2 separate regions of the Homo sapiens genome follow, and region 1 is linked to region 2. Evidence: read pairs that join two places in POLR2A ChIA-PET (ENCODE). Cell type or tissue: Panc1. All regions are shown on one strand. Each heading gives the region's core, and the rest is flanking DNA. Links, peaks and the distances in the headings are about the cores only.

What was found. Peaks named below come from ENCODE experiments on the same cell type or tissue, not always from the same donor. Only the 100,000 strongest peaks of a DNase experiment are listed, where the experiment ranks them.
Region 1: POLR2A ChIA-PET joins it to region 2 with 10 read pairs; 4 of 35 experiments call an interaction of 5 or more read pairs at or near these places.

The regions. Positions count from the first base shown.
Region 1 is chr2:27,706,328-27,722,528 of GRCh38, forward strand. LINC01460 (long intergenic non-protein coding RNA 1460) reads right to left here and starts at 9,405. Exons shown (of 2, transcript NR_135200.1): 1 at 9,257-9,405; 2 at 1-2,169. It overlaps LOC105374378 (a long non-coding RNA gene), which reads left to right and starts at 9,796. Exons shown (of 3, transcript NR_160725.1): 1 at 9,796-10,405; 2 at 10,520-10,691. RefSeq lists a silencer at 9,092-9,501 and enhancers at 9,695-10,209, 10,210-10,723. In Panc1, for the core only: no CTCF peak of the experiment used is centred there; a DNase peak (open chromatin) is centred at 10,961; H3K4me3 peaks cover 2,482 bases; H3K27ac peaks cover 477 bases.
Region 2 is chr2:28,410,873-28,427,073 of GRCh38, forward strand. FOSL2 (FOS like 2, AP-1 transcription factor subunit) reads left to right here. Exons shown (of 4, transcript NM_005253.4): 4 at 1,058-6,445. The coding sequence ends at 1,576. Among named protein-coding and RNA genes, the nearest start is that of FOSL2-AS1, 24 kb to the left of the region's middle. RefSeq lists enhancers at 2,169-2,773, 2,774-3,378. In Panc1, for the core only: no CTCF peak of the experiment used is centred there; no DNase peak of the experiment used is centred there.

The DNA.
Region 1 (16,201 bases), core at 4,484-12,483, 710 kb before region 2:
CCCAACACATGTCACTGTTTGCTTTGTCATCCTGATTCAATGACCTCATACAAGGAAGGGAGGGAGCAGAAGGAGCTGTTCCCTTCCAGATACCTAAGGAGGCTTCTGACATCTACTGTTTTCCTTGGCACGAGAAGGGCAGGAGCTGGGCTGTGATTTTTAAGGTCTGAGCTAATCTTGGAAGTGGTGAACAGCACCTCCCACAGCTGGCCAGACTGCTGCTTGGGGAACTGCCTTGAGCAAAGGGGCAGAGGGAGTTGGAATGGGCATCAGAACCCAGGCTGCTGCCCCTGCTCCTTGAAAGGGCTTCAGAACACACTGCCCTATCCATCCCCAGGATCTCACCAATCTTAGTACTAAGAATGCTAAGAATGGGCATGTCGCCCAGTTAGGGAGAAAAAGCCTGAAGCTAGGACAGCTCCTTTTTTTTTTTTTGAGAAAGAGTCTCGCTCTGTTGCCCAGGATTGAGTGCAGTGGAGTGATTTTGGCTCACTGCAATCTCCACCTCCTGGTTCAAGGGATTCTCATGCCTCAGCCTCCCGAGTAGCTGGGATTACAGGCGCCCGCCACCATGCCTGGCTAATTTTTGTATTTTTAGTAGAGACAGGGTTTCACCATGTTGGCCAGACTGGTCTTAAACTCCTGACCTCAGGTGATCTGCTTGCCTTGGCCTCCCAAAGTGCTGGGATTACAGGTGTGAGCCACTGTATCTGGCCTAGGACAGCTCTTGAATGGATTCTTAGCCTGGCCCCTCATGGGACATTCAACTGGGGTTGACAGAAGCTTCATTGACCCCAGGGTCAGAGAGTGTAATCGTCCTCACGGACTTATACATATAATGCATACTTTTTGAGCACCTACTATGTACCAGGCCTTTTGGGGAAATGAGCCAGCCATGTTGTATCAAAAGGCTAGATAGGACCTTAGAGTCACCTTTTTACCACCAGGAGTCCTTGTGTCATCCTTATCCCACTCCCTCTACCATCCTGGACATAATTAACGTTTAAATAAATTATTTTTGTTGGCCAAAAAAATTGAATTTAGCAAGTATTCATTTACAAGTTTTTGGTAATCACATATTTACATATCTGCAAATAAATTATGATCAAATAACACAAGATAATAGCTAACATTAGTACACTGAGTTAATATCCAGTCAAAAAAAAGCAAAGAAATTCAGCATTTTAGCTATCCTGTTTATTCTGGTTGGGCTTTTTTAAATTTAAAAAGTAGCTGGCCGACTACGTGGGGAATCAGTTCAAGGTTTTAGAAGTGGTGACGTAACCGCTGGGTTTTGAAGGAGAAGAGTTCACAAGCAGATAGAGAGGATGTTGCAGGCAGAGGAGGCAGAATGGTCCAGGTGCTAGTCCTGACACCACCATCCCCAGGTTGATCAGTTGAATCAGGCTGTAGCTTGAACTCAATGGGTAGGAGCCAGAGTTTGGAATGGAACTAATGATGGTGGAGGTGAGAATCAGAAAGTGTATGGTTGAATGTTCTAGTCTTTCCATATCATAGTACTGGAGAAATCGAGGCAGGAAATCCCACTGAAATCCTTTTGGTTCCCAAGGCAGGAGAATAAAAAAACACAGCAAAGGATAAGCCAAAATTCTGCCCCAGAACTGGCCTGGAACCTGTCTCCCACCCTGGCTGCCCCGCCCTTCAGCTCCAAGAGCAAACCATTTATTTTCTATGATTTTTAAAAATTGGCTCATCTCATAAATGTTCCAGAGTCGGAACAAGCTGTGCCATGGCGAAACAAAAACTGCTGAACAAATAAACAAGGCAGGCTGTGAGGCTGGGGAAAGTGCTAGATGTGGGCCCCCAACCAGGTCCATGGGTTTTGGCAAGTCTGTTGAGTCTGGGCCTCTGTTTCTTCCTCTCTAATCGGAGGGGTGGGAGAATGGGATTTTTGGGGTCCCTTCCAGTTCTGTGATCTAAACAAGTTGCACAGAGAGGGGAAGAATGTAGAGCTGCCAGTTCAGAAGCCTCCTTCCCTTCCACTGCATGGTGAGGCTAAGAGCTGGGAGCGGAGTACATCTCCTCGTAGGCAAACATTGAAACCAGACATCAGCCATTTGCTTGTTCACTCATCTGACACTGAGTATCCAGTGCTGGGTGCTCTGCTGCCCCTTCCGTCAAGGAACACACACGGAATTATGAGGTGGTCTAGCAAAGGAGAGAAGGGACGGACAGTTCCTTGCATACACCGAGCCCTTGCCCACCCCGGGGCCTTTGTTCCTGCTGTTCCACCACCTACATTGTCAGCCTCTCCCTCCTTCTTGTTCTTCAGGGTCAGCTTAAATGTTATTTCCTTGGAAGGCTTTCCCTGACCACCCTGTATAGGGCAGGGCCGCCCCCCACCCCCATCTCTCCCCATCTCTACCGCCACACTCCATTCCCCTCACAGAATTTATACTGTTTGGAATTATGCCTGCCTGCTTATTTAGTCATTTATTTTCCATCTTCTGACTAGAAGATAAGCTACGTGAGAGTAAGAATTCTGTTGGTATTTATCACTTCTGGGCAATTGGCAGCATATACTTGGAGAGTATGTGAATAATTTTTTGGCAGGTGCCAGGGTTTTTACATAGACTACCTCATTTAAGTCTCCTTAACATCCCTAAGAGAGAGACACTGTATTATTATCTTCCTTTTAGGGTGAGGAGACAGAAGCCTGGGGATGAAATATCTTACAGTTGGGAGCCTGGATTTGAACCTGTGTCTAAGTCAGGGCTCTTTCTACTTCGCCATGGTGTGGGGGCAGAGGACGCCAGGCTCTGGGCATGGCGCTTTGGCTCTGTTTTTCTTTTTTACTTTTTACTTTGAAATAATGTTAATTTACTGAAAAACTGCAAGTCTGGCGCATAGAACTCCTTCACTCAGGTTCACCAAATGTTAAACTTTGCTACATTTTAATATTCTCTCTGAGTGTGTACATACCTGTTTATACTTATTTTCTTTTGTTGAACCTTTTGAGAGTAAGTTGCAGACACTATTCCTTTTACCCTTAAATACTTTCCCAAGAACACAGACATTCTATTACATAATCAGGGAATTTAACATAGATATAATAGTTATTTTATTTTATTTTTAGAGACAGGGTCTTGCTTTGTCACCCAGGCAGGAGTGTAGCAGTGTGATCATAGCTCACTGTGGCCTCAAACTCCTCCTGGGCAATCAAGCAATTCTCCTGCCTCAGCCTGCCGAGTAGCTGGAACTGTAGGTGCACACCACCGTGCCTGGCTAATTTAAAAAATTTTTTTTGTGGAGACAGGGTCATGCTTTATTGCCCAGGCTGGTCTCAAACTCCTGGCTTCAAGCAATCCACCCACCTTGACCTCCCAAAGTGCTGGGATTACAAGACTGAACTCTGTTTAAAACTATTTTTTAATATGTACTCAATATTAAACTTTATTGAATTCTCCAAATAATGTCCTTAATAGAGATTTGTTTCTCGCCCAGAATCCAATCCAGATCATACATTCCACATAGTCACTGTGTTTCTTTAATTTTTAATTTAGAAGAGTTCCTCAGCCTTTCTTTGTCTTTCATGATATTGATATTTTTCAAGAGTATAGGCCAGTTGTTTTATAGAATGCCCTTCAATTTGGGCTAGTCTGATGTGTGCTGATAATTAGACCCAGGTTAAGCATTTGCTGGCAGGAATCTCACAGAAGTGATGCCGGGGCCTCAGTACATCATATCAGGAGCCACGTGATGTCTGTTTGTCCCAGGCCTGGTGATGTTAACTTTGATCTCATGTTTAAGGAGATACTTGCCAAGTTTCTCCACTGAAAAGTTATTATTTTTTCCTTTTGTAATTAATAAGTAATTGGGGGAGAGGGTAAATATTTAAGCCTATGACTATCTTGTCCATATCAAACTTGCATCCTTTGATGATTCTTGACTGGATCAATTATTACTATGACAGTTGCAAAATAGAGTTTTTGTTTTGTTTTGTTTTTATAGAGAGAGAGGACCTCACTCTGTTGCTCGGGCTGGAGTGGCGCGATCATAGCTCACTGTAACCTCAAAACTCCTGGGCCCAAATGATCCTCCCGCCTCATCCTCCCAAAGCGCTGGGATTATAAGTGTAAGCCACCACACCTGGCCCTAAATCAAGATCTTGGTTCTGATTTTCAGGCTGGTATCTCTATTCCAAGATGATAGGGTGGAATGGAAGGGTGGATGGAGCAGGAGATCTAATTATGCACAATTTGTTTCTCAAATGGCTATTGAGGTGGAAGGTGACTGCTATTGACTTTCTGACCTTACTTACTAAGTAAAAATCTGGAGAATCAGATGGGATTTTACATGATAAAAGGTATTAATTCCTAATGGAATGATTTCCATTTACCTACCCAGCACTTACTAAATCTCAAACATCACATCAGCCATTTAGCGCACATGATTTTACTCAGTCCTCATAACAACTCTATGAGAGCGTATTGTCTCCAATTTATAGATGAGGAAACTAAGACTCAGAAAGGTTAAGGCACGCGCCTAAAGTCACACAGCTGGGAAGTGTAAGACTCAATTCAAATCAAGATCTGCTGGGTTCCAAAGCGCTTTCACTGTTTTCAGTGGGAAGGAGCTCTGGGTGGCAGTCAGCCTTGATGCACATTCCAGGCAATGCCAGTTTTCAACTATTCATCAGCTTAGAAATGAGGTATGCTCCAAAAGTGGATGTTAAACCTGGGTGTCCGAGTCTTGCAAAAGGCTGGTGAGGTCCTCAGTATAGTTATCTATGGCACCAGCCAGGTGGTCCTTAACTTATAGATAACTCTGCTATGTGAGCAGCGCCCTGGCTGGGAGATCCTCTTGGGTCACCCTGCTGTTGACTCCTTCAGCTCAGGTGGCAGAGCCATCCCCAGACATTGACTCATCAGATCCCCTTGCCCAGTATTGCTACATCTCCTGTGCTTAGAAAGGCAGGAAACTGAACTCTGGTATTTTAGAAAGCCTCTCAACAATAACCTTGATTAAAAGGGGATTTTCCAGTTAACGCTGGAGAATTTCAGTTAACCAAAGAGTTATTGTATTCTAGTTCTCTGAAATGTAGTAATCCACATACAGTGTGTATTTATGGTAATTCTCATTCACCAGAAAATTCAATTAAACAGGATTTCCCCACCATTTAGAATAAGCCACAGAACCACAGAATTACCAAGTTAAAAAAAAAAAGGCCTTGGGGATCATTTAATGGGATCCTTCATTGTACAGATGAGGAAACTGAGGTCCCAGAGAAAGGATATAACTTATTGAAGATTATTTAGCTCATTACTGGTATAACCAGAACTAGAAACTCCCAATCCAAACTGCTTTCTGCCACCTAAGAATTATTACAAAGCAGGAAATCTTTATATCCAGGGTTACCTGCAGGCTGAACTTAGCCTGCAGCAGTATTTTGTTTGGTTTGCACAGTATTTTAGAAGTTGAGAAATTTAATCTAAAATCCAAATTTGGTATTTATTTAAAAAAAAAATTGGAAACTCTGAACACACCGGGCCTGATATCCATAAAGGGGGCCTAAGTAGTAACAACTGCTCTAGACTGGGGACCTGGGGTCTAGACGCCACGTCCTGCCACTCCCTATCATTGTGCACCTGCCTTGCCTCACCCATGTCATGACCTGCCTGGCCCCTGCAGGCATTGGAATTTGGGCTCTCTGCTTCTGGGTGAAGGGCACTCCTCGGTTAATTTAAAAGAGCTCAAGTGAGCCAGATTGAAAAATAGTGGAGACCATGAGGAATCAGAAGCACTTGTGTTAAGTGCCAGGTTGTAGCACCGGGGTCCCAGCTGGCCCTGAGCAAGCTCAGATCAGGGGCTGGGAAAGACCTCTAGGAGCTTCTCATTTGGGTAAAAAATGTGAAAAGTTAAATAACCATAGGAGGCATGTCACTTGGCAAGATTGGAGGAATTGGCAGAGTGAATGGAACAGGCAAGATGTGCTAACGCTGCTCAAAGGGTCTATGTTCAAAGGAAGTCTCTAATGGAGGTGGGTCTTGGTTCAGATGTCAACCCATTTTAGAGGATGGAGAGACTATGGGCAGAGAAAACAGCCACGAAGCTACTGGGAACGTTGGAGCTGAGGGCTAGCAATAGATGACTACAGATGGGAAAAGGAAGGAAGAGTTGGATACCAGAGCAAGACCCCAAGGGAGGCATGCACAGGGTTTGGTGCCTACATGCAGGTAGAAGAGGAAAGGAGAAGAGTCAAAGTTGATGAAAGCTTTGTGCCTGGGTGAGAATGGTCATGTACCAAACAGAAAAGGGAAACCAGCTGGGAAAGCTGCTTTGTGGGAAGATGAGGAACTCATTTTTAGATATGTTGAGTTTGAGATGACAACAGGGCTTAAGTTTAGAGTTGTCCAATGGGCAGCTGAAATTGGGACTGGGAGTCAAGAGGTCAGAGCTGGTAACCTAGAGGAGACAACTGGAACCACCAAAAGCAATGAGGTCCCTCTCCCAGAGGCAGAAGGCCAGGAATAGGGAACTGAGGGCAGCATGATAAACACTGGATAATAGGCACCCTTGAAAAAAAAAAACTCAGGGCTGGGCATGATGGCTCACACGTGTAATCCCAGCACTTTGGGAGGCCAAGGCGGGCAGATCACTTGAGGTCAGGAGTTCGAGACCAGCCTGGCTAACATGGCAAAACCCCGTCTCTACTAAAAATACAAAAATTAGCCGGGAGTGGTTGTGTATGCTTGTAATCCCAGCTACTTGGGAGGCTGAGGGGCAGGAGAATCACTTGAACATGGGAGGTGGAGGCTGCAGTGAGCTGTGCCACTGCTCTTCAGCCTGGGAGACAGAGCAGGACTCCATCTTACAAAAAAAAAAAAAAAAAAAAAAAGCTCAGGAAAGGAAGAGGAGCCAGCACTAGAGAAGGAGCAATCAGAGGGGCAGGAAGAGAACCAAGCTGGAGTAAAACTGCAGACATCTCCCAAGGCAGGCAGAAGGCATTAGGACAGTAACCAGAGGGCACGCCAGAGAAAATAGAAGCTCTAATAAAGACGGAGGAAGGCGAATTTGCAGGTGGTAGGGACGGAGTCCGTGGGGTGGATGAGACTGTGGAACCCTTTTTAACACCTGTGGGAAAAGGGGCTGTGGACTGAAGACCAGGCTGGCCTCCAAGGCTGACTCCCAAGCTAGCTGCTCTGCATTTGCCTAGGGATGGGCTCTTGACTGCTCACTCATTATTCTGGAGATAGGATGGCTCATCTCACATCACTTCCTTATTTTGGACTCAGTTTACCCATCTTTATTTTTTATTTATTTATTTTTTTGAGATAAGTCTCGCTGTGTCACCCAGGCTGGACTGCAGTTGTGCCATCTTGGCTCACTGCAACCTCCATCTCCTGGCTTCAAGCAATTCTCGTGTCTCAGCCTCCTGAGTAGCTGGTATTACAGGCATGTTCCATCACGCCTGGCTAATTTTTGTATTTTTAGTAGAGACGGGGTTTCACCATGTTGGCCAGGCTGTTCTCGAACTCCTGACCTCAAGTGATCCACCCGCCTTGGCCTCCCAAAGTGCTGGGATTACAGGCGTGAGCCACTGTGCCCAGTCATAGTTTACCCATCTTTAGTTTAAAAAATGACCACAGGCCGGGCACGGTGGCTCACGCCTGTAATCCCAGCACTTTGGGAGGCCGAGGTGGGTGGATCACAAAGTCAGGAGATCGAGACCATCCTGGCTAACACAGTGAAACCCCGTTTTTCTACTAAAAATACAAAAATTAGCCAGGCGTGGTGGCGGGCGCTTGTAGTCCCAGCTACTCCAAAGCCTGAGGCAGGAGAATGGCATGGACCCGGGAGGCGGAGCTTGCAGTGAGCCGGGATCAAGCCACTGCCCTCCAGCCTGGGCAACAGAGTGAGACTTCGGTCTCAAAATAAATAAATAAATAAACAAAATAAATATAAATAAATAAATAAATAAAAACGACCACAAAACTTTATTGGATGCTGCCCACCATGAGGGGCAACAGACAAGTGTGAGTTACTCAAAAAAAGTAAACTAGGCCTTCTCCTTTGACAGGGAGGTGCATTTGAAAGGTGCCTCCCTGTGCACTGACTCACTTAGTCTTGTGAGGGAAGCTTTATTACAATTCCCCATTGCACAGATGAAGTTGGGGCTCAGGGAGGCCAAGGGAATGAAACTACTAAGTATGTAATTGGAACCCAAGTCTCCTGGAATCCAAATGCAGTGTCCTTTCGCTACCAGATGCCAGCAGGACCCAGGTAATGAACTAGGCCAGAGACCTGAAGAGCAGGCCAGCTACCAATGTGACCTCTATCTGCCCACTTGGGGGTGAGATCCTTACCCATACAAAGACAGTTTTAAAATTGATTAAATGTAATGAGGCCGGGGCTGGGGCAGGCTGGCTCACGCCTGTAATCCCAGCACTTTGGGAGGCTGAGGAGGGCGGATAGCTTGAGGTCAGGAGTTTTGAGACCAGCCTGGCCAATATGGTGAAATCCCATCTGTACCAAAAATGTAAAAATTAGCTGGGTGTGTTGGCGCAGGCCTGTAGTCCCAGCCACTCGGGAGGCTGAGGCAGGAGAATCGCTTGAACCCGGGAGGCGGAGGTTGCAGTGAGCGGAGATTGCGCCACTGCACTCCAGACTGGACGACAGAGCAAGACTCTGTCTCAAAAAACAACAAACAAACAAACAAAAGTAAAGAGGCCGATAGAGGGAGAGGAGACCGAGACGTAGGGAGCAGTGAGTCGGTTTGGGATGAGACTGGCAGGAGCAGGCAGATACAGTATTCGACCTCGGAGCTGGGCTTTTAGCCTGGGGTCCTGGCGCCCCTAGAGTGTCAGGAGGTGAGGGCCTGAAGCTACAGGCAGAATCCCAGTGTCTGTGTGGGCCGTGGGCTTGCTCTGGACACTCTGGGGACAGGATGCAAGGCCGTCATCAGATTCTCAAAGGGGCCCGTGTCCAGAAAAAAAACGTGTTAAACCTCCGATATGGAAGCATCTGCAGTCCCCTGCCCGGACCGGGGACACCATGGTGCAATGTATCCCTGTCCCCGTCACTTTTTCTAAATCTTTGCCTAGAAATCCCTCGTGCTGGACTCTTTCACCCTGCACGGGGGAGAAGCCCTCCTCCCGGGAGCCTGTTTGGGGGGCAGGCCTGGCCGAGTGGCTCCGTGAAGACGCAGGCGCGGCCGGAGGGCGCGGGGCTCGGGCAGGATCGCGCCGCCGGGCCGGGAGGGGGCTGCGGGCGCGCGGCGGATGTCACGGCTTACCTCAGAGCCCAAATTAGAAGGCTGAAAAAATCACAGCAGGAAATAATGTGCTGCCTAAAATAGAAGCATCAACTGGGAGAGAGGCCGGGGAGTAGGTGGCATCTGAGGCTCCCGCCGCGTCCTCCCCAGCGGCTGCCTGACGCTGCATCGGAGGCGCGTGGGTGGCGCCCGGCCAGAGGGGCCCAGAGGCCGGGGCGGCCCGGGGCGGGAGGAGGCGAGAGCAGGGCACCCTCCCTCCGCCCCCTCCCCCCTCCCCACACCCCTTCCCTCTTCCTCTCTTTCCCTCCCCTACGGCCCCCACCTCCCCCCACCCCGACCCGCTCCCCCGACACCTGGGCTGGTCCTCCCGGATCCACTCCTCTCCCACACTCCCTCACCTCCCCCCTCCCTCCCCCTGCCCACGCCCCACATACCTGGGCTCCTGCCCCTTCCACCCCTCTCTGCTCCCTCCCTGCCCCCTTCCCTTCCTCCCCTCCCCTTTATCTCACCTTCACCCCCTTTCCTCCTACACCCCTTCCGTGTCCCCACCCCCTGCCCTCAGTCCTCCTTCCTCCTCTTCCCCACATCCCACCTCTCCTTTCCCCCTCCTTGTAGGCCCTCTTTCTCCTCAGCCCCCCTCCCCCCGCCTTTAGTCTCCTACCTCCCCTACAGCCTCCTGCCCCCGCCTCCTCACAGCCCCCTACTTACCCTACTGCCTCCCTCCTGGGGCCCTTTCCTCCCCAAGGGCCCCTCTGTTTTCTCCCATTCCAGCCCCTGACCAGGCCCTGCTCCTCTGCTGGGGTCGGCCCCGCACAGTAAGCTGCCTGGGAGCCCTCATTGCCTTCCTGGGCAACCCGGCCAAAGGCCCCCCGAGCAGCTGCAGCCCTGGAGGTCAGCCTCACCCTGGCAGACCGCAGGGGCCCCTCCTCACCGCCGACCTCTGCACCTTCACCCGTTTGCCTGGTGTCTGAGGAAGGGCCCGCAGGAAGAGCATTCCTTTCCCAGGGTCTTCCTCAGGAGGGATGAGAGGAAGCAAAAGCTTGGTCTGCAAACGGGCTGGTCCTCCCGACGGCCACATCCGCAGGAATGACCCTCAGAGGGGCTCCCCAACTGGCTGGGAGATTCGTCCAGCTGGGCGCTCTGCTACACAGCCCCGTCAAGGGCAAACAGGCATGTACTTAAATGATAAGGGGCGGCCCTTACAGAGCGTGTATATGTGCATATTAGCTCCTTCAAGCCTCACAGCTCCGTAAGCTAGGCACTGTTATTATCCCCATATTATAGATGACAAAACTGAGACACAAAAGATGAATCAGCTTGGCAGTGTTCACAGAGCCAGCGTGTGGAAAAGCCAGAATCCAGACCCAGACCCGAACTGCAGCGTCCCGGCTCTTACCCCTAACCAGCCAGTGCCTCTCAGCTTAGTGCTCTTCCACCCGGCTTTTCTTTCTAAAAAGTGAGTTTCGTCTTTGTTGTTTGTTTGTTTTTGTTTTTTTCTGAAAGTAAGCATGAAGCATTACAGGTGCTTGGAGATTTTCAGTTTTTAAAAATCTGATATTTTTACTTCTCTGGGTGTTTCCCCTGCCAGCTGTTGCTCTCCTGAAAACCGTCTCGCTCATTTTTGCCGGTTCCCAGTGCTGTGCGTCCTCATCGCATTGGTTCGTGCTCCAGGGCCCTGCCCACGCACATATGTGCTGCACTCCTTCCCTCCTGCCTCCTGCCTCTGTGTTGCCCTGGGGCTAACAGCTTATGACTTGCCAAACAGAATCATAAGGAGAGGTGTGTGGCTGATGTGGCATCACGCAGGCTTGGAAAGGCCACTTGTTATTGGGATAAGCAGTAGGAAATAGTGGCTGAGATTGTGAGTAGGGGAGTAGAGGCCTCCACAGACTAAAAGAAATGTCAGAATAAAATAATAATATAGCTAATATTCATGAATACTTACTAAATGCAAGGCTTTGTGCTAAGTATTTTCCAGGAATTATTTCACTTAAGTGACATAATAACCCTATGACATTGATATCATCAGCATTTGACAGAAAACTCAGGGTCATGTAAGGTTTAGAGCTGAGATTCTGATGCACTTAACCAGCATGTTCACTGCAAACGAAAATTGGTGTGCTGGTTTCTGTGTTTGTCTCCAAAATGGAAATATCTTTGTCATTTGGCAAACTATAAAAGTAATAGGTGTTCATTGTGAAAGATGAAAACAACACAGAAGTATATATAGTAAAATATAGAAGTCTTTCTCTGATAAGCCCCCTCTTCATAGACTTTAATACATATGTACATTTTAAGATACCTGATATCATACCATCATATTCTTCAGTGGATATCCTGACATGGCAGGGCACACCTGATGATTATTTCCAGAATTCTAGCGATGGAATTGGTGGGTCAGAAGGTATAAACATTTTGGTCACATGTTGAAATGGAGAAGTTATTGTTCTATTTAAAGCCATCATATACTGTTGCCCAGGTTGGACCGCAGTGGCGTGATCTTGACTCACTGCAACCTCCCCGTCCTGGGTTCAAGCAATTCTCCTGCCTCAGCCTCCCGAGTAGCTGGGATTACAGGCACATGTCACCTAATTTTTGTATTTTTAATAGAGACAGGGTTTCACCATGTTGGCCAGGATGGTCTCAAACTCCTGATCTCAAGCGATCTGCCCACCTTGGCCTCCCAAAGTGCTGGGATTACAGGCGTGAGCCACTGTACTCAGCTTAATTAGTACAGTCTTAAGGCAATTTGTTAACATGTACCAAGAGACTTTAAAATGTTCCCACCTTTTACTTCATAGCAATTCCATTTATGGAAGTCTCTCTACCCCAGGGAAATAAATAAATGAAAACAGCAATATTTAGCATTATGATAGCCATATTTGGGGCATCGCTTAAATGTCCTCCAATAAGGAAATGGTTAAGTAAGTCATGAAAAAAATTAAGAACATTTCCTTGCTGGAATATTATATAGTGATTAAAATGATGGTTACAAAGTGCAAAAATGTGGTGGAAGTTCTTAGAACATAAAGTCAAATTTAAAAAGTAATATACAAAATTATATATATTGTATGATTACAGCTGTGTGAACAGAATTTGTAAAGGAATAGTAGCAAAATGATATCAATGGTTATGTTAGTATATTGAGATTAATGTGGTTTTTCTTTTTTTTTTTTTTTTTTCTGAGACAGAGTCTTGCTCTGTCACCCAGACTGGAGTGCATTGGTGCAATATCAGCTCACTGCAACCTCCACCTCCTGGGTTTAAGAGATTCAGCTGCCTCAGCCTCCTGAGTAGCTTGGACTACAGGTGCATGCCACCACGCCCAGCTAATTTTTGTATTTTTAGTAGAGATGGGGTTTCACCATGTTGGCCAGTCTGGTCTTGAACTCCTGACCTCAGGTGATCCGCCTGCCTTGGCCTCCCAAAGTGCTGGGATTACAGGCATGAGCCATAGCACCCGGCTGTTTTTCTTTTTTATTCTCCAATGTGGTTTGTTTATTTGTTTACTTGTTTGTTTATTTATTTATTTATTTATTTTTATTTTTGGGACAGAGTCTCACTCTGTCGCCCAGGCTGGAGTGCAGTGGTGCGATCTCGGCTCACTGCAACCTCCGCCTTCCAGGTTCAAGTGATTCTCCTGCCTCAGCCTCCCGAGTAGCTGGGATTACAGGCACCCGCAACCACACCCAGCTAATTTTTTGTATCTTTAGTAGAGACAGGAGTTCACCATCTTGGCCAGGCTGGTCTCGAACTCCTGACCTCATGATCTGCCCACTCGGCCTCCCAAAGTGCTGGGATTACAGGTGTGAGCCACCATACCCGGCCTCTAATGTGGTTTATTTTTGTAGTAAAAATTATATTTACTTAAGGACTAGAAAACAGATGGAAATTATCAGAAGACTCTGCTTCATTTTTCCTCTCTGGATTTGAGTTTCTACTCCTAAGAAACGAAGCACTGAGCCTGGAATTAGATAACTTCGAAGTTATCCCAGTTTTGATATTGCAAATTTTCGTATATAATCCGGTGGCTCTGCTGCTGATTCAAAGCCAAAATTCAGTCTTCACATTGAAAACAGATCAGACCGGAACCTGTTCTGTGACCATTAGCTTAGGCTATTCCTACATATGTCAAAGTAGCCACATTAATTGGAAGAAAAAGGAAACAATGTTGTCTGAATCTGTGTAGATGCACCTTTAGGCTTGATGTTTCCAGTGGGAAGTAGAGGGTACCAGGCTTGGGAGTCCTGGGACCAGATGTTTACAGCAGTGATTTCTTGACCCATCCCACTATGAGGGGTTGTGTCCCTCATTCCCTCCTCTATCAGCCCGGATACTGATGGTGTGTGAGGCTCTCCCATGGCCATGCCTTGCTCCCTCTGCAGTGACAAGGCATGGTTGGAGACTGTGTTTCCTTTGCTGGCTGGAGAGCTCTTTGAAGGCAAGGACTGGGTTTTTATTCCAGTACCTGAACAGTGAATGAATGAATGAATGAATGAGTGAGTGTGAGCATAAAGAAAGCCTGTTACATGGGAGACTCAGTAGGATTTCACTGAACCTGTGAAGTAAGTAAGGCTAGCAATCAGAAGCATGTTGTGAGGTCACTGGTCTGTAGGTGTGTGTGTGTGTGTGTGTGTGTATGTGTGTGTTTGTGTGTGCAGGGAAGGGGCAAGGCTGGAAGAACGCCGCTGTGCTGGCACAGCCTTCGTCAGAGCCCTGAAAGGGGCTGAGTGGGCTCTGACTCAGCTCTATGACTCATTCACTGTATTGCTGTCTCCATCCTCTGGGCACATCCTCTGGACCATTTCTGCTCAGCCTCAAGTGGAGGAGGTGAGATTTGGGCCGGTACCTCCGGATGACTCACCTGGCTAAGCTGGAAGGAAGGGGCCGAAGCCCCACCATCCTGCACCCCCTTGTCACTACCCCTGTCTCCCTAGGGGTTCTCGTGCAGACACAGACTTCACAAGTAGGTTATGGCTGCTCCAGTAATGAATGACGCTCTCCATCCCAACCCAAAGCATTACCCCCCAATCACGCTTCCCGGCTCAAATGCCACAGTTTCCCCAGTCCCCTCACATGGTTGTCCCCTGTGCTTCTTGTGGGCCTCTGAGGTCAGCTGATAAGGAAGTTTACAAGGCTCTCCCAGACCATTGGTCATTTTATTCTTCTTCATCTCTTACAAACCTTTTTCAGTTTACAAAATAGTTTTACATCCCCTTTCTCATTTGATTCTCTCCCAGACCCTAGGAAGCCTGGTAGGAAGGCGAATATCCCCATTCTTCAGGGATGGACGTTGGAGCTCCACTAATCCTTTCACTAGTAAAGGAAAGGAAGTGAAGGGCATTGAGGGGACACGGAATGTTGGGAAGGGCAGGCTGGGCAGGGACAGTGGAACAGTGGGCTGGGGGCATTTAGTGGGACAGTGGGCTGGAGAATAGGGACAGCACTGGCCAGTTGGTGACATGACAAGAAATATGTCTGTATGAGAGCAGAAGACAGATAAGGTCTTTTGACTTTATCCCAAGACCAAGAGGAAGCCATGGAAGGGTCTTATGCAGTGGAACGCCATGGTCAGACTGGATTTTAGAAACCCACCCCTGGGTGTGATGTGGGCAGGGAACTGGGGCAGGGCAAGCTGGGGGCTGCCTCTGTTATTCAGAGAAGAGCTGGCAGAGTCCGCCTGTGGGCAGTGGTAGAGGGGGTGGGACAGGGACAGAAAGACTCCTGGGAGGGTGTCCAGTAGGCACATGAAAATAGGGGTCTGAGGCTGTTTCCCCTGAAGAAGTGGTGTATATTTATTCTACTGTAAAGGAGGACGGAGTGCTAAGTGGGTTGCCATCCACTTATAGATGTGACTGGAGCCAGGCAGTGGGTGAGATGACTCAGGGAAAAGGGAGGGTCACCAGGGATGCCAACCCTTAAGAGCCGAGCAAAGGCCAGTGCAGGCCCTGCCACAACACCCCGCGGGAAGGGCATTTGTAATGTGAAAGCACTTCGCCACCATGACCTCCTTTGATGCGGACAAGGCCCTGTGAAGGTGACAGGTGACTCACCTCACAGACACTCAAGGGTGAAATCTAAGGGGACTGCTGGCTTTTCCCTCTGCCGCGTTCCCTTTCCTCTTTCCACCCATGCTGGGCTGCTGGGGTCACCACCTGGCACCACCTGGAGCAGGAAGCGTCCTCTTGCGAGAGTGCCCAGAACCTCCAGTGGGGTGTGGCTGTGGGCTGTGGGAAGGGGCTGGGTCCCCCGAGCCCTTTTGGCCCTGGAGGGTCTGGAGGGTTTCCAGATAAAATATGAGATGTCCAGTTAAACTTGAATTTCAGATAAATTACAAATAATGTTTGGTATAAGTATATCTCAAATATTCCATGGGACATATTTATATTTTAAAAGTACTTGATGCTTATCTGAAATTCACATCTAAGTGGCATGTCTGTCTTGTATTTTTATTTGCTAAATTTGGCAACCCACAAGGGGTGCCTCACTACTCCTGCACACCAGGGCCTTGGGGATTTTCCTTTGTCTGAGACCACAGTGAGAAACAGCCTCTTACCCCACACTTGCCCTGGGTCCTTGTGTGGGGCTCAGGGTTGTGTGGGGAGACAAGCTCTGTCCCTGATGGCCTTCCAGCTTCTGTCTCAGCCCAGCAGACGTCTAACCTGAGTTTCTATGGCCTTCCACATGCCAATGGCTCCCCACCTGGACAGGTGAATAGCTGCTGCCTCTGATCATGTGACCCAAGAATGGAGGGGACCAGGGCTCCCCTTCTCTAGCCAGCAGCATCTGCCAGGGTGTCATGTCCAGGCCCTTTAGATAGCCCAGGAGCCTGCAGCCCTCAGTCAGCAAGAGCTTACCCAGGGCAGCCTGGGCTAAGGGGTATGGAGGAAAAGGCACCTGCTCTGCCTTGGGTCTAGGCAACGAAGGTGTGGATATTTGTTGTTTGTTCAGTGGCCTACTGTTAGG
Region 2 (16,201 bases), core at 5,218-13,217:
GCGCCGTGGCTCATGCCTGTAATCCCAGCACTTTGGGAGGCTGAGGCGGGTGGATCACCTGAGGTCAGAAGTTCAAGACCAGCCTGGTCGATGTGGTGAAACCCCATCTCTATGAAAAATACAAAATTAGCCGGGTGTGGTGGCAGGTGCCTGTAGTCTCAGCTACTCGGGAGGCTGAGACTGGAGAATAGCTTGAACCCGGGAGGCAGAGGCTGCAGTGAGCCAAGGTCATGCCACTGCACTCCAGCCTGGGTAAGACAGAGTGAGACTCTGTCTCAAAAAAAAAAAAAAGAAAGAAATTGGAGTGAAAAAAGGGAGGAGGAGAGGCTGTGATAATCCCACAGGGATTTGCTGAGCACTTCTGAGAAGCCAGGCACTGTTCTAGGTGCTAGGGATACAGGAGTGTGCATGACAAAGTCTCCACTCTCTAGCAGCCTAGGGCTTAGCGTTTATCCATCCACAGGTGGGCTGGCATGGGGTTGGGGAGTAAGAGAAGGAGAGAGGTGGGTAGAGCTGTGTTCCGTACCCCCTTCTCCATGCAGATCTCTGCAGTACTCACCCCTCAGGGGTACCGAGGGGGCAGTCCTGGCACCAAGGCCATAGAACATAGACCCTGGAGTCAGATACATTGGGAATCAAATCTGGGCTACCCCACCTGCTAGCTCGGTGACTTTGGAAAATTAACAGAACCCCTCTGAACCTCAGTTTCCTCATCTGCAAAATGGGGCGATGATAACATCTGCTTCCAAAAAACTCCTGGAAGATTGAATGAGATCATCTCTGAAATGCTTAACACTGTGCCCTGCACAAAGTAGGTGCTGGGTTATGGCAGCTGCAGTTGTTGTCTTACCCCCTCTCCAAGCTGACTTTCCTTCTTTGGAAATGAAAGGAATCTTGAGCCTCCAGGTGACTGAGAGACTCAGACCAGCGGGGTCTGTGGTTAGGTGTGTGAGCCTCTGCTCTCACAGTGTCTGAGAACATTACTGGTTTTCTCTTTCCTGCCTAGATTGGTCCCTGGCAGGTTGCTGTCCCTCACATCCCTCTCTTTCCGTGGCAGGAGACAGAGGAGCTGGAGGAGGAGAAGTCAGGCCTGCAGAAGGAGATTGCTGAGCTGCAGAAGGAGAAGGAGAAGCTGGAGTTCATGTTGGTGGCTCACGGCCCAGTGTGCAAGATTAGCCCCGAGGAGCGCCGATCGCCCCCAGCCCCTGGGCTGCAGCCCATGCGCAGTGGGGGTGGCTCGGTGGGCGCTGTAGTGGTGAAACAGGAGCCCCTGGAAGAGGACAGCCCCTCGTCCTCGTCGGCGGGGCTGGACAAGGCCCAGCGCTCTGTCATCAAGCCCATCAGCATTGCTGGGGGCTTCTACGGTGAGGAGCCCCTGCACACCCCCATCGTGGTGACCTCCACACCTGCTGTCACTCCGGGCACCTCGAACCTCGTCTTCACCTATCCTAGCGTCCTGGAGCAGGAGTCACCCGCATCTCCCTCCGAATCCTGCTCCAAGGCTCACCGCAGAAGCAGTAGCAGCGGGGACCAATCATCAGACTCCTTGAACTCCCCCACTCTGCTGGCTCTGTAACCCAGTGCACCTCCCTCCCCAGCTCCGGAGGGGGTCCTCCTCGCTCCTCCTTCCCAGGGACCAGCACCTTCAAGCGCTCCAGGGCCGTGAGGGCAAGAGGGGGACCTGCCACCAGGGAGCTTCCTGGCTCTGGGGGACCCAGGTGGGACTTAGCAGTGAGTATTGGAAGACTTGGGTTGATCTCTTAGAAGCCATGGGACCTCCTCCCTCATTCATCTTGCAAGCAAATCCCATTTCTTGAAAAGCCTTGGAGAACTCGGTTTGGTAGACTTGGACATCTCTCTGGCTTCTGAAGAGCCTGAAGCTGGCCTGGACCATTCCTGTCCCTTTGTTACCATACTGTCTCTGGAGTGATGGTGTCCTTCCCTGCCCCACCACGCATGCTCAGTGCCTTTTGGTTTCACCTTCCCTCGACTTGACCCTTTCCTCCCCCAGCGTCAGTTTCACTCCCTCTTGGTTTTTATCAAATTTGCCATGACATTTCATCTGGGTGGTCTGAATATTAAAGCTCTTCATTTCTGGAGATGGGGCAGCAGGTGGCTCTTCTGCTGGGGCTGACTTGTCCAGAAGGGGACAAAGTGCAATACAGAGCCTTCCCTACCCTGACGCCTCCCAGTCATCATCTCCAGAACTCCCAGCGGGGCTCCCTGAGCTCTCAAGGAGATGCTGCCATCACTGGGAGGCTCAGAGGACCCTTCCTGCCCACCTTCGGAGACGGCTTCTGGAGGAACGGCTTGGCCAGAAGACAGGGTGTGAGTGAGACAGTGGGGCACAGGTTGGGTTTGCCAAACGCCTAATTACCAGGCCAGGAAGCATGCCAACAAAGCCACACGGGTGTCCTAGCCAGCTTCCCTTCACCTGGTGTCTTGAGTAGGGCGTCTCCTGTAATTACTGCCTTGCCATTCTGCCCCTGGACCCTTCTCTCCGGACCAGGGAGGCGTCCCTCCCTAGGAGCCACACATTATACTCCAAGTCCCTGCCGGGCTCCGCCTTTCCCCCACCCTGGCTCTCAGGGTGACGCCACCCACAGAGATTTAATGAGCGTGGGCCTGGACCTTCCCCAGATGCTGCCAGGCAGCCCCTCCCCAAGCCTCAAAGAAGCATTTGCTGAGGATGGAGAGGCAGGGGAGGGAGGCGGGAGGCCGTCACTGGAGTGGCGTCTGCAGCAGCTGCTGCCCCAGCACCCGCTCAGCCTGTCCTGGCTGCTCACCTCCCCGCAGGGCACCGGGCCTTTCCTGCCCTCTGTGGTCATCTGCCACCTGCTGGATCAAGTGCTTTCTCTTTTACACTCCCCTGTCCCCACCCCAGTGCACTCTTCTGGCCCAGGCAGCAAGCAAGCTGTGAACAGCTGGCCTGAGCTGTCGCTGTGGCTTGTGGCTCATGCGCCATTCCTGGTTGTCTGTTGAATCTTTCTGGCTGCTGGAATTGGAGATAGGATGTTTTGCTTCCCACTGCAGGAGAGCTGCCCCCTTTCACGGGGTTGGGGAAGGGTCCCCCTGGCCTCCAGCAGGAGCACAGCTCAGCAGGGTCCCTGCTGCCCACCCCTCTGAGCCTTTTCTCCCCAGGGTATGGCTCCTGCTGAGTTTCTTGTCCAGCAGGGCCTTGACAGGAATCCAGGGAGTAGCTCCTGGCCAGAACCAGCCTCTGCGGGGCTTGTGCTCTGCAAAGACTCTGCTGCTGGGGATTCAGCTCTAGAGGTCACAGTATCCTCGTTTGAAAGATAATTAAGATCCCCCGTGGAGAAAGCAGTGACACATTCACACAGCTGTTCCCTCGCATGTTATTTCATGAACATGACCTGTTTTCGTGCACTAGACACACAGAGTGGAACAGCCGTATGCTTAAAGTACATGGGCCAGTGGGACTGGAAGTGACCTGTACAAGTGATGCAGAAAGGAGGGTTTCAAAGAAAAAGGATTTTGTTTAAAATACTTTAAAAATGTTATTTCCTGCATCCCTTGGCTGTGATGCCCCTCTCCCGATTTCCCAGGGGCTCTGGGAGGGACCCTTCTAAGAAGATTGGGCAGTTGGGTTTCTGGCTTGAGATGAATCCAAGCAGCAGAATGAGCCAGGAGTAGCAGGAGATGGGCAAAGAAAACTGGGGTGCACTCAGCTCTCACAGGGGTAATCATCTCAAGTGGTATTTGTAGCCAAGTGGGAGCTATTTTCTTTTTTGTGCATATAGATATTTCTTAAATGAAGCTGCTTTCTTGTCTTTTATTTCTAAAAGCCCCCTTATACCCCACTTTGTGCAGCAAAGATCCCCGTGCAGGTCACAGCCTGATTTGTGGCCAGGCTGGACAAATTCCTGAGGCACAACTTGGCTTCAGTTCAGATTTCAAGCTGTGTTGGTGTTGGGACCAGCAGAAGGCAAACGTCCAGCCAACACACAGGACTGTAAGAGGACTCTGAGCTACGTGCCCTGTGAAGACCCCCAGGCTTTGTCATAGGAGGTCGTTCAGCTTCCCCAAAGTCAGAGGTGATTTGATTTGGGGAAGACTGAATATTCACACCTAAGTCGTGAGCATATCCTGAGTTTTACTTCCTTATGGCTTGCCCTCCAAGTTCTCTCTCTCATACACACACACACCCTTGCTCCAGAATCACCAGACACCTCCATGGCTCCAGCTATGGGAACAGCTGCATTGGGGCTGCCTTTCTGTTTGGCTTAGGAACTTCTGTGCTTCTTGTGGCTCCACTCGCGAGGCAGCTCGGAGGTGTGGACTCCGATTGGGCTGCAGGCAGCTCTGGGACGGCACAGGGCGGGCGCTCTGATCAGCTCGTGTAAAACACACCGTCTTCTTGGCCTCCTGGCCAGTCTTTCTGCGAATAGTCCTCTCCCTGGCCAGTTGAATGGGGGAAGCTGCTGGCACAGGAAGGAGAGGCGATCCCGGCTGAGGCTTAGGAAATTGCTGGAGCCGGCTCCAAGCAGATAATTCACTGGGGAGGTTTTCAGAGTCAAACATCATTCTGCCTGTGTTGGGGGCCAGGTGTGTCACACAAGCATCTCAAAGTCAAAAGCCATCTGGGGCTGCTGCTTCTGTTTCTCAGGCTCTGGGGAAAGGAATCTCCCTCTCCTCTCACTTGATTCCAAGTGTGGTTGAATTGTCTGGAGCACTGGGACTTTTTTTCTCTTTTCCTTGATGGACCAACAGTGCAAATGCAATCTCGCCATTTAACTTTCAGGTCGATTTCCTTTCCTGATCAGACATCTTTGTGCCCCCTTTAGGAAGGAAAAGAATACACCTACGATGTGCCAGGCACTGTGTTAGGCGCTTTTATATAGATCCTCGTTAGGATGAGACTAAGGGATGAGGACATCTCTTTATAAAAGGCCCCTAAGTAATGGATAAACAGAAACACTTAGAGGTGAGAAGGTCTGTCTTCAAGATCCAAGGTAAGATTGCCTTCAGTCTGATGTTTGTTCTCAAGGACTTATCCCCTACAATATTCTCCCACTCCATACTTCTCCTTCTACCCCACCATGTGCTCCCGTGCACTCCTCAGATGGTCAGAGGGGTAACCCAAGTCCTTAGAGAATTTGGGGACCAATAGAATATGTGATGTGTGAATTTTCTTTAAAAAACTTAAGGAGTCTTTGCTACCTTCTGCTTGTTGAGTTGTTTTGGCATTCATATTAAAAGCCAGCATCTCACTATTTATTGACAGGTTGGGCTGTGTGTGTGCGCATGTGTGTATACATTTCCAGGCGTGCCTGTGTCCTGTAGCTTTTTAAAAGGAAACCCAGTCATCCCACTATGAATCTGGCATCTTCTTATGCTTCTAGTGTTTTGGCCATACATCAACCAAGGGGTTTAATTTATCCAATGCTTGACGACATGTTCAGGAGGGGCTGGATCAAATTTTGAGAGGGTTATGGGAAAGGGAGGGGGAGAAGAAATTGACATTTATTTTATTATTTATTTTAAATGTTTACATCTTCTTTATGTTGTATCAAGCCTGAATAGAAACTGATAGCATTAAAATACTCCGTTCCTCTCTCTCTTCTCGCTTCCTTTTTTTTTTTTTTTTTAAATTTAGGATAACACATTTTTGTTTCTAAAGTGATTTGTGATTTGTGCTGTATAAACTGTATAAAAGGTTCTGTTTTTAAAGGTGGATTTTCATTCCTCTGGGGACAGTGGTCGCCAAGACATCTACATTGTAAGAGAACACAGTGGAAGATCCTGTCCTGATTCTCAAAAATTATTTTCTCTGTATGATTAAAAGTTTATTCCATTTATTTTAGTTTGTGTTTACTTGATTTTGAGGAAGAAAATATTTGACTTTGTGTAAAGAGTAGGGTATCAGGGTGTCTTTTCTGCCGTGGGAGATGTGTATATATATAGTATTTTGGTGTATAGTAGAAAATAAGCTTTGTGCATCTGTATTTGAGATATGTTAATGACGTGGAGTAAAGTCAGCTGTAAGACTCTGGAGGCAAACAAGTTGTATATGGTTCATATGGCTCTATGGGGAATTTAATTACCTTTCTGGGCACTTTTTTTTTTTTTTTTTTTTTAAGTAATGGTGAAATGGTCCCATTGGAGAGTCTCCTAAATAGACCTTCCAGGCAGAACCGCAAGCTCAAAATCTTTGTATAGTTTTGAAAATTGAGGAGTAGCTTTGTTTGGAAGCCTTTCTGGTGGTGGTTTTTGTTGTTGTTGTTGTTTTGTTGTTTTACTATATGTAATACAAGCCTACAGTATTTGCACTAAAGAAAGCTTGTTAGAAAAAGCTTGCTGCTATGGAAGAAAGAACATATTAAAACTTCTTTCCCTTGCGATTTTTTTGGGGGAGGGGGGTTAGCATTTCCACTTTCAGTTGAGTAGCATTTTGTAGAATAAAATGAATTAAGATTGAAGAGCCTCTGATGGTTGGTTTATTCTGTCTTCCCATCTCTCCTTTTTCTTCTCTTTTTCTTCTATTCCTCTCTACCTTTGGCCCTCATGGGTAAAGTTGGTTTTTCTGCTGGTGGGGTGGCAGGGGGGCTGGGGGAGCTGGGAACTTCCTTCTGCTTGCTTAGAACCTCTTTCTGCAAAGCTGTGAGGTGGGCTTCTGGGAGGGCATCGGGGCATGTCTACCGCCCCGTCTCATTCTTCTTTTCCCTTTTGACCCCTTCCCAATCCCTCCTGATCCTGTTTCCTTCTCAGGGCCTAATTCTCAGCCAGCTGCCAACTCTTGCCAAGCTGTGAGCCAATAAAAGTATAAGGTGCTATCCCTTCCTTGGGGTATTTTGTTTGAACAGGTTGACTCTGGAAACCCAGAAATCTTCAAAGAACCAATTAAATGTATGGCTAAGGTTGTCAGGGTGGTTGGATGAGATCACGAGCAGGAAAGGGCTCAGAAAACCGTGCAAATATGTTGGGTGATCACATCTCTAGACTTCTGTTTTTGAAAAGTCACAGGCTGTTAGGTGTTGAGCACTTAAAAGTGTCATCTCAGGCCCCCATTATCCTGTAGACCAGGAATCCCAGGGTGATTGGGGAACATCTGCTCTGGGGTACTCTTTCCTTGTAGTGCGAATGATAGGGACGAAACCCTGTCATGAGTTAAGGCCCATGGTGGCTGGCAGCTGGCTGAGACTTAGCCCTAGAAATTATACCACTTGCTCCAATATGCTTTATTATTTTATTTTATTTTGAGATAAGATTTCATTCTATCACCCAGGGTGGCATGCAGTGGCACAGCCATGGCTCACTGCAGCCTTGACCTCTCCGGCTCAGGTGATCCTCCCACCTCAGCCTTCCAAGTAACTGGGACTACAGGCATCTGCCACCATGCCTGGCTAATTTTTGTATTTTTTGTCGAGATAGGGTTTCACCATGTTGCCCAGGCGCTTCTTGAACTCCTGGACTCAAGCAGTCCTCCTGCCTCAGTCTCTCAAAGTGCTGGGATCACAGGCATCAGCCACCATGCCTGGCCTCCCACATGCTTTAGACAAGCTCAGTGTATAGGCCTCATTCTCTGGAGACACCAAGAGCACTGAGCTGGGAGTCACAGGGACCCTAAATCCTAGGCCTGCCCCCAATACTCACTGGCTATTGAGGTTTGGAGAGAGCCATTTAACCTCTCTGACCCTTAGTTTCCTCATCAGTAAAGGAGCAGGGTCATGATAATATTATATTATATATGTAAAATATATAAGTAAACAGGAGGGATAACAATATGCCTTCCTTTTCCTTTTTTATTTTATATATAATATATAATATAGAAGAGTACCTACTTAAGAAGAATAACAATATGCCTTCCTTTTCCTTTTTTTTTTTTTTTTTTTTTTGAGATGGAGTTTCACTCTGTTGCCCAGGCTGGAGTGCTGTGGCATGATCTTGGCTCACTGCAACCTCTGCCACTTGGGTTCAACTGATTCTCCTGCCTCAGCCTCCCAAGTAGCTGGGATTACAGATGTGCACCACTACACCTGGGTAACTTTTGTAATTTTAGTAGAGACGGGGTTTCCCCATGTTGGCCAGGCTGGTCTCGAACTCCTGACCTGAAGTGATCCACCCGACTCAGCCTCCCAAAGTGCTGGGTTTACAGGCGTGAGCCACCGCACATGGCCTCGTTTTCCTTTTATGTGAGCCAGGGGCATTAGGGAACAGGGCCACTCAGAGTCGTAGCATTGGGCCTTGTAATGACCTCTTCTGCCTGAGTAGACAAGGAACCAGAAGGAATCTGGAGGGTTTCAGTGCTACCTGTACTTTCTTGAGTAACTGGTATGTTTCCTTGTGGTATAAATGCCAAGGAGGCAGATGCTCGGGAGGTCCACATCCAGCTTCTCTGAGCTTTGGGGATTATGTTGTCAAGAGAGACACATGTGCTCATGCTTTGATGCTTGGCTGTCATGCCTAGGCCCTTCCATAACATTGTTCATCTTCAAAATCCACTGTTTATTTAAATTCCCACCTCTTCACCTATAGGGCAATTAGAGAGGTTGATGGCTGCCAGGGGCTTATTAGATGGAGTCAGAAGCTTCTCTGAGCAGCTGTAAATGCTTTCAAAGCATCCAGACAGTTTTTCAGTTTCTTATGGAGAAAAAAAGTAAGGGGCGACCTCTACTGGGTTCTCAACCTAAGACGGTCTGTTGGGGGAATGTTGCAGTCACCTGTCATTCTAGGCTGCCTCGGCCCAAACCAGTTCAGTGACCTGGGGTAATGGTTAACTCTTGATGACATTTCCAACAAATTTGCAGTTTTGAGGATTAAGCACAATCTGCTTCCCCAGGAAAGCTGTCTTGGTGAGGGATCCCTGGGACCATCCCCTTTTGCTGGACCTAGAGTTCCCCAAGTGAACACAACCCAGTCTCCAGGCTTTCTGTGTTCATTAGGCCTGCCACTATGTAAGGGAAAAGGAATTTCTCCTGGAGCTGATATTTTCCAACATGTTGAGCAACGAGACCATGTATGTGTGAGGGCATATGAAAAGAGGTGACGGGCTCAAGTCAGAGGGAAACTTAAGTAGTTGAAATCATAGACCTTTGTGACAGTGTTGATGGAGGCAACTTGATTAAGGTGAAGCCACTGGGCTCTGGGCTCCAGTGCCATGTTTGAAATGAAGAGTGCGATTTTCCTTTTGGCCTGTGTGTTTAAAGGGTGAATGGGATACTTGTACATGGGTAGCTCAGCCCCTGCTGGCCACAGGGCCCTGCCAGGCCCTCACACAGGTCTGATGGCCTTCAGGGCCAACTGTGTACCTGGTCTAGGATGCTGTTCTTACACCTGATGAGACAACTAAAGGACTGTTTCCTGAGACACTGTGAGCTGTTAGGACAAGTCCATCCAGTCTTCTTTGTTTTTTTTGTTTTTTCGGGTTTTTTTTTTTGAGACAGAGTTTTGCTCTTGTTGCCTAGGCTAGCGTGCCGTGGTGTGATCTTGGCTTATTGCAACCTCTGCCTCCCGGGTTCAAGCTATTCTCCTGCCTCAGCCTCCCAAGTAGCTGGGATTACAGGCGCCCACCACCACGCCCAGCTAATTTTTTGTATTTTTAGTAGAGACGGAGTTTCGTCATGTTGTCCAGGCTGGTCTCGAACTCCTGACCTCAGGTGATCCACTCGTCTCGGCCTCCCAAAATGCTGGGATTATAGGCGTGAGCCATTGCACCCAACCCATCCAGTCTTTGCAGTCAGCTTCTGCCTTTGCCAAACCTTCCTGGAGTGGAGAGGGGACTATACCCCATGACTGCCCATTGGGCAGATCCTCCTCCTCCTCGTCCATTAGGCCCCTCATGAGTAGAGGCCACAGTGAAGTGCATCCGTAGTCTATCCATAGCCTGTGAGTTGTTGTCCCTGGAAAGTTCCACTCACTTGAAGAAAAAAAATAGAACCTTCTTCAGGCTCCACCTCTGGAAGTGGGAAGTCCTTAACCAAACTAAACACCTTCACAAGTCCTTCTGTAAGCCCAAGGGGAAAACAAACCAAAACACAAACACTCCGCAGTGGCCTGGACTGCAGTGGCATTCGGCTGAATGTCTCTGAGGGCACTGTGAGGACAGGGCCCTGGTTAGACACGGGGGACCCCCCTTCTTTCTCCAAAGGCAAAGTACAGGCTGCTGTGGGGCCTTCAGATCTGCTGCTATTTCAGAGCATAACGCTGCCTTGTCCCTCAGGACCTTTGGAAACTATTCAGTATTATATAGGTGACATATCTTTGTTTTGTGGTGGAATTCATATAGAAGAAAATGAACCATTTTAGAGTGAACAATTCAGTGGCATTTATTACCTTCACGATGTTGTATAATACAACTACCACCTCTGTCTAGTTGCAAAATATTTTCATCACCCAGAAAGAAAACCCCAAACCCATTAAGCTACTACTCCCCAGTCCTCCCTCCCCAACCCCTGACAACCACCAATCTGCTTTCTGTCTCTATGGATTTATATTTAGGTAGTATTTCTGAGAATCCCAGTGACTCTATTTTCTGAACTAAAAAAGAATCATGAAACATTAGCACAGAAAATAAACTAATAGAGACTAGTGGTACTGTTTCCCCTTTATTTCCATACTTCGTAACCTTTTCATGTGCCTTTATATAAATGGTCTCATTCAGTAACCCAAGAGACAAATGTTGCTGGATGTGTTGGAAAATCTCAACTCCATTAGAAATTCTCTCTTTTTTTTTTTCTTTTTATTTTATTTATTTTTGAGATGGAGTCTCGCTCTATTGTTTGGGTAGAGTGCAGCGGCACAATCTTGGCTCACTGCAACCTCTGCCTCCCGGGTTCATGTGATTCTTCTGCCTCAGCCTCCCAAGTAGCTGGGACTACAGGCATGCACCACCAAGCCCAGCTAATTTTTGTATTTTTAGTAAAGATGGGGTTTCACCATGTTGGCCAGGCTGGTCTCGAACTCCTGATCTGTAGTGATCCACCTGCCTCGGCCTCCCAAAGTGCTGGGATTACAGGGGTTAGCTACTGCACCCGGCCAGAAATTCCTTTTTTCTTACACAGTGGTGTGTCTGTTCCACTGGCAAGTACAGTTACTACCTTGATCCAGTGCAAATGGCATGCATTTGTTTCTCAAAGATGGAATAAATCTGAAAAGACAGACTACATTCACTGATAAAAACAGACACCTTGTGTTTTAAACATAAGAGAACCGCATTTAAAAAAATTAGTGTGCAGTTGGAGACTGTCACCATTATATTCTTACAGGGATGAGGGAGAAAATATTCATTAAAAAATATTTTTGTGTTCCTACTAAGTGCATGACACCGCCAAAGGCACTCTTGGGACACAGTTCTATAAGACACTGTTGATGCCAGTGTTAGAAATGAGGTGTCTCTTTATTTCACAGCCAAATGTTTTCACTGGAAATAGCAATGAACTAAAAACTAGAAGCTGCCCTCAAGGAGGTTGCAATCTGGTTGGAGTGGAAGGAGAAGGAGCACAGACATTTTGGCCTGTGGCAGGTGGGGGGATTTCAGAGACAATTCCATGGAGGAGAGGATCCTAAATTGGAGCCTGAAAGTGGGATGGCTATGGGTAAGATGGAGTGGAGCCGGGCACGGTGGCTCACACCTGTAATCCCAGCACTTCAGGAGGCCCAAGGCAGGTGGATCACTTGAGGCCAGGAGTTCAAGACCAGCCTGGGTAACACGACAAGACCTCGTCTCTATAAAAACTTAAAAAATTAGCTGGGCATGGTTGCATACACCTGTGATCCCAGCTACTCAGGAGGCTGAGGTGGGAGGACCGCTTGAGCCCAGGAGGTGGAGGCTGCAGTGAATTGTGATAATGCCACTGCATTCCAGCCTGGACAGCAAAGTGAGACCCTGCCTCAAAAAAAAAAAAAAAAAAAAAAATGGATAAAGAAGAGAGCAAGCGTGCCTGGCCAAGGGAACAATCTAACACAAGGGGAAGAGAACATGGGTTGGCTTTGGGGGCTGTGCAGGAGGCCTGGATGTCCTGAGCATGGGCTGATTGGGGATGTTGGAAATTTAAGCTGCCAACCTAAGGCAGGCTTGAACCTTTCTATAGTCAGTCTATCAACGCCTTTTATTGAGTGCCTATTTGTGCTAGGCACTGTTCTCGGCTCCAGGAAGACAGAGGGGACAAGGAAGCCTTAGGGCCCCCACCCCCACCCCAGGCCATTGTCCTGGCTACTGGCCATTGTAGAATAAGTAATTACAGGTTCACGAGTGTCTCACAGAGATGTATAAGGCACCATGGGGGCAGGTACCAAGGGGACTTTCCCTAGTCTGGGGGATGGTTAGAAAGGGCTTTCCAGAATCAGTGGCATTTAAACAGACCCCAAAAGTAAGAAGAAATGAGAGATTTATTTCTAGGTATTGGAAGCTGCAAATGGGGCAGCTGCATGGCGGAGGGGTGACACAGCCGCAGTCCCACTCTAGAGAGGTTATTGCTGCAGGTGTGCAGGAAAGGTGGGCGGGGGGAGGAAGGAGGCCCCGCAAGAGTCCGCACTAGCAGTGATGTCAGAAGGACGTTCCTGGGGAAGCCGAGTCTGAGAGGTCTGGTTCCAGGAATAAAAACTGGGAGGCAAGAGGAGGAGCTGGGTCGGGGGCAGGAGGCCCAGGTCCTGAGTTCGGTTTTAGGCATTTAATGCCAGGAGCTGGAGGACGTGCAGATGGGTGCCACCATCACGTCATGTTTCCACCCTGCCCTGGTCCTGAGCCCTCTGTGTTTTCCCGGCCAGTGTTCTCTTGTTCCCCAGAGGGGCTCCCCTCTTCTCAGGCCCCCCAGCCCCCTCACTTTCTACAGACGATGTCACCTTCCACCTCACAGAAAATGGAGGCCATCAGAGGGCATCTCCTCCATCTCCCATCGCTGCCATCTGTCTCCCACCTTCCCTCCTTCTCCTGATTTGACAGAGAAGGGCCCCTCCTGCCCCCAAGCCCCTTCCTTTGCCCAGCTCTGGGTACCCACCGTGCTCCTTCTTCTCAGGGACCCTCTTCCACCAGCTTCCTCCTATTCTTATTTTGTGGTTGACGTCAGTCTTTTCAAGGGCCCTTTCCCATCAGCATTAAATGTGATCAAGTATCATCCATCTTAAACATGACAAAAACCGACCTTGGCCCCACTCGCATTTCAGCTTCACAGCTGAGAGTCTTGTGAAGTTATGTTTACTTACTGCATCCACTTCCTCACTGCCACTCTTCTGTCAGCCCGCTGAAGTCTGGCTTCCCCTCTCTGCCCTGAGCCTCTGTACTTCCTTGTGACAAAATCTTACACAGACACATCTCAGCCCTTATCATCTTTGATTACTGCCCAGCATTTGGCACTGCTAACCACTTTTTCTGTGAAATGCCTTTTTCTGTTTTTAACTTTCCTCTCCCTGTCCTTGACTCTCATCTCTTGCTCAGTCCTCATATCAATGCAGACACCCCCAAGTCCTGTCTGCTCCCCGTGTGAATGTTCTATCCTGCCCCACTGCCTCCATCCTAGTATAAGCCCCTCTCATCTCTCATCCAGACAACCACAGTCATCTCCAGTCCCCACTTTGCAGCCAAAACAAACTGATATGAGTGTTCACAGCCTGCTATTTCCTGCTGCTGCTGCAGGTTCTGGGTCCCTAAAACCAAACTGATTACTTCAGGCTCCTACTCCAAGCCTATTGGAGAGGTACTTCCGTTAGGATTCCATGCAGCCGCCTGTGCCTGAAAACCCAAATCAACAGAACCTTGAACATACAAGGTTTTCTTCTCTTATCTGAAAGTCTGGAGCCAGAGGTTGGGGGAAAAATTTGCTCTCTGGGAATAATTATTTTGTTCATTGTCTGTGTCTCTGGGCTCTTCCTTCTGGGAGGTTCTTCCTGGTTCACTAACCTCCATGGCCACCCTCGATATGGGCATTGGTGAGTGGGCTCCCCGGGTATTCACAGCCTACTTCTTGCTGCGGCAGGTTCTGGGGCCCCTGGATTGTTTTAGGATTTAACTGTTAAGGTTATGACAGACCATACTCACTGCTTTTTAAAAAAAATTTTATACATTTTCTTTAAAAGCTTGGTAGGTTTTCAATCTATTTGCTTCTAGTCAGTTTCTTAAGCAAAAACCACAGCTAAAGATCTAGCGTAGACATCATTTTCACACCACATGGGAACCCAGGGTGGCTTGAGAAGGTTAAGTTCAAACCCTCTCTGTGACTAACCACACCAAACCACCAAGTTTACTTTGATGTGAAGACCTCTGGATAGATATTCAAGGAAATCTCTTCCCAGGGACCTAAAAGGACCACCTGTTCCTCTCTCTTCTAAGGCATCTTCACCCTCTGGGACTTCCAATGGAAGATAGAAGATTAGGACGCATATCTGACTTCCTTCCCACCTGCTTTCTCTCTGGCCTCCTCCTTGCCATCCTTTGGACTAAAGGTCAGGGGTTTCTCTTCTATTCTTTTCTTTAGGTAAAGCCCCATGATTAATTCTGTCAGGGCTTCTTGATATCTTAAAGAGGGAGCTAAAGACAACAGAACATCTTTTTTCTTTTAAAAATAATGTCTTTTGAGACTATTGTCTGGCTGAAAAATCTTATTTTGGAGGTCAGAAGCTATTCATTATCTTCCTCTCCATTTTTTTCTTTGATAATCCTAGTCCCTTTCCCCAAGGAAGCAGATGTTTGAGCTGAGCAGGAAGAAGGTCACATGCACAGAAATGCAAAAGAGAAATGCAATTAATCCTATTTTTCAAAATAGGGTCCTGTTTACATCATCAAGGACTTCCTATTTTGCTTAGGGTAAGTCCAAAATGTGTAATAGGGTCGTTCTGGTCTGAGCCCTACTTATCGCCCCAGCCTCATCCGATCAGTCTCCCAGCCTCACACTCTTCACCGCAACTACCCTGGACTTCTCTCACTTCCTTCACCACAGGTTGCTCAGGACGTTCCCAAAAGCTTCAGTGTTGGCCAACTCCTGTTCATCTCCCAAGTTTTGATTTCAAAGTCCCTCCTGGTCTTGAGAAGGATTTTCTTGACTCATAGCATCCCTCAGAGCACCTTGCATCCTTATGATTAATTCATTAATTTTTTTATGGTTATTTTTGATTAAACACCTCTGTTTTCCAGTAGAACACCAATAGCAGGAGTGCAAGAATGACGTTCTGTCTGCTGGGAGCCTCGTTAGGTCATCATTATCCCTAGCCTGGATTAGACAGATGTGTTTCTAAAACGTACATCTGCGCAAAACCCTTCAGTGGTCCCTCTTTTTACTCAGGTCGCTCTTTTTACTCAGTCAAACTCCTTTATGTCGCTTCCAAGGCCCTGCATGATCTGGCCCCAACTTCTTCTGTCCTTACCCCCCATCTTCTTCAACCTTCATCTAGACCGAAATACCACTCAGTGTAATAAAAGGGCTGACCCTCTTGCCTACAAGTCTCCAGATATGCTCTACCCATTTTTTCTGGTAGAGACAACTCCTATTAATTCTTCAGCTCTTGGCTGATAGATTGCCTGCTTGATTCATTAACTTGTTCACTCATCCCCGTTCTAGTTGCCAGGAACTACCCTGAGTGCTGAGGAACAGTGAACAAGACAGACCCGGCCTGCCCTCCCCCGCCCCGCATCTGTCTCCTCCGTGTTGTCTTCCCTCACCAGCCTCACCTCCAGGCTGAATTAGTTGTCTCTCCTCTGGGTCCCCTGGCTCTCTGTAAAACTGCTAGTGTTGCCTTATCACAGTTTTAATGACACTTAACCTGTCTCTCCCCGCTGCTAGCCTATGGGCTATTTGTTGAATGCATCTATGACTCCTCAAAGTACTCTGCTAAGGGTAATTAAAAGGAATAGGATGTTATGAATTAGATGAAAAATAAAAATCAAACACTATTGGAATTAACTGTTTTTTTCCTTCAAAGCAACTGATGACATTGATATGAAATTGGAAATATTTAACCGTTTGCAAATTCTTTTTATGCTAATAGAGCCAACATTTCAACAGCTATTACTTCACTTTTTATTTGTGTAATGAGAAAATTTAGAATTAAAAATGTACAAAATTGAAAAAAAAAAAAAGGAATAGGAGGCTGAGTATGGTGGCTCATGCCTGTGATCCCAGCACATTGGGAGGCAGAGGCAGGAGGATCACTTGAGGCCAAGAATTCGAGACCAGCCTGGGCAACATGGCGAAACTCAGTCTCTACAAAAAACAAGTTTTAAAAATTAGTTGGCCGTAGTGGTGCATGCTGT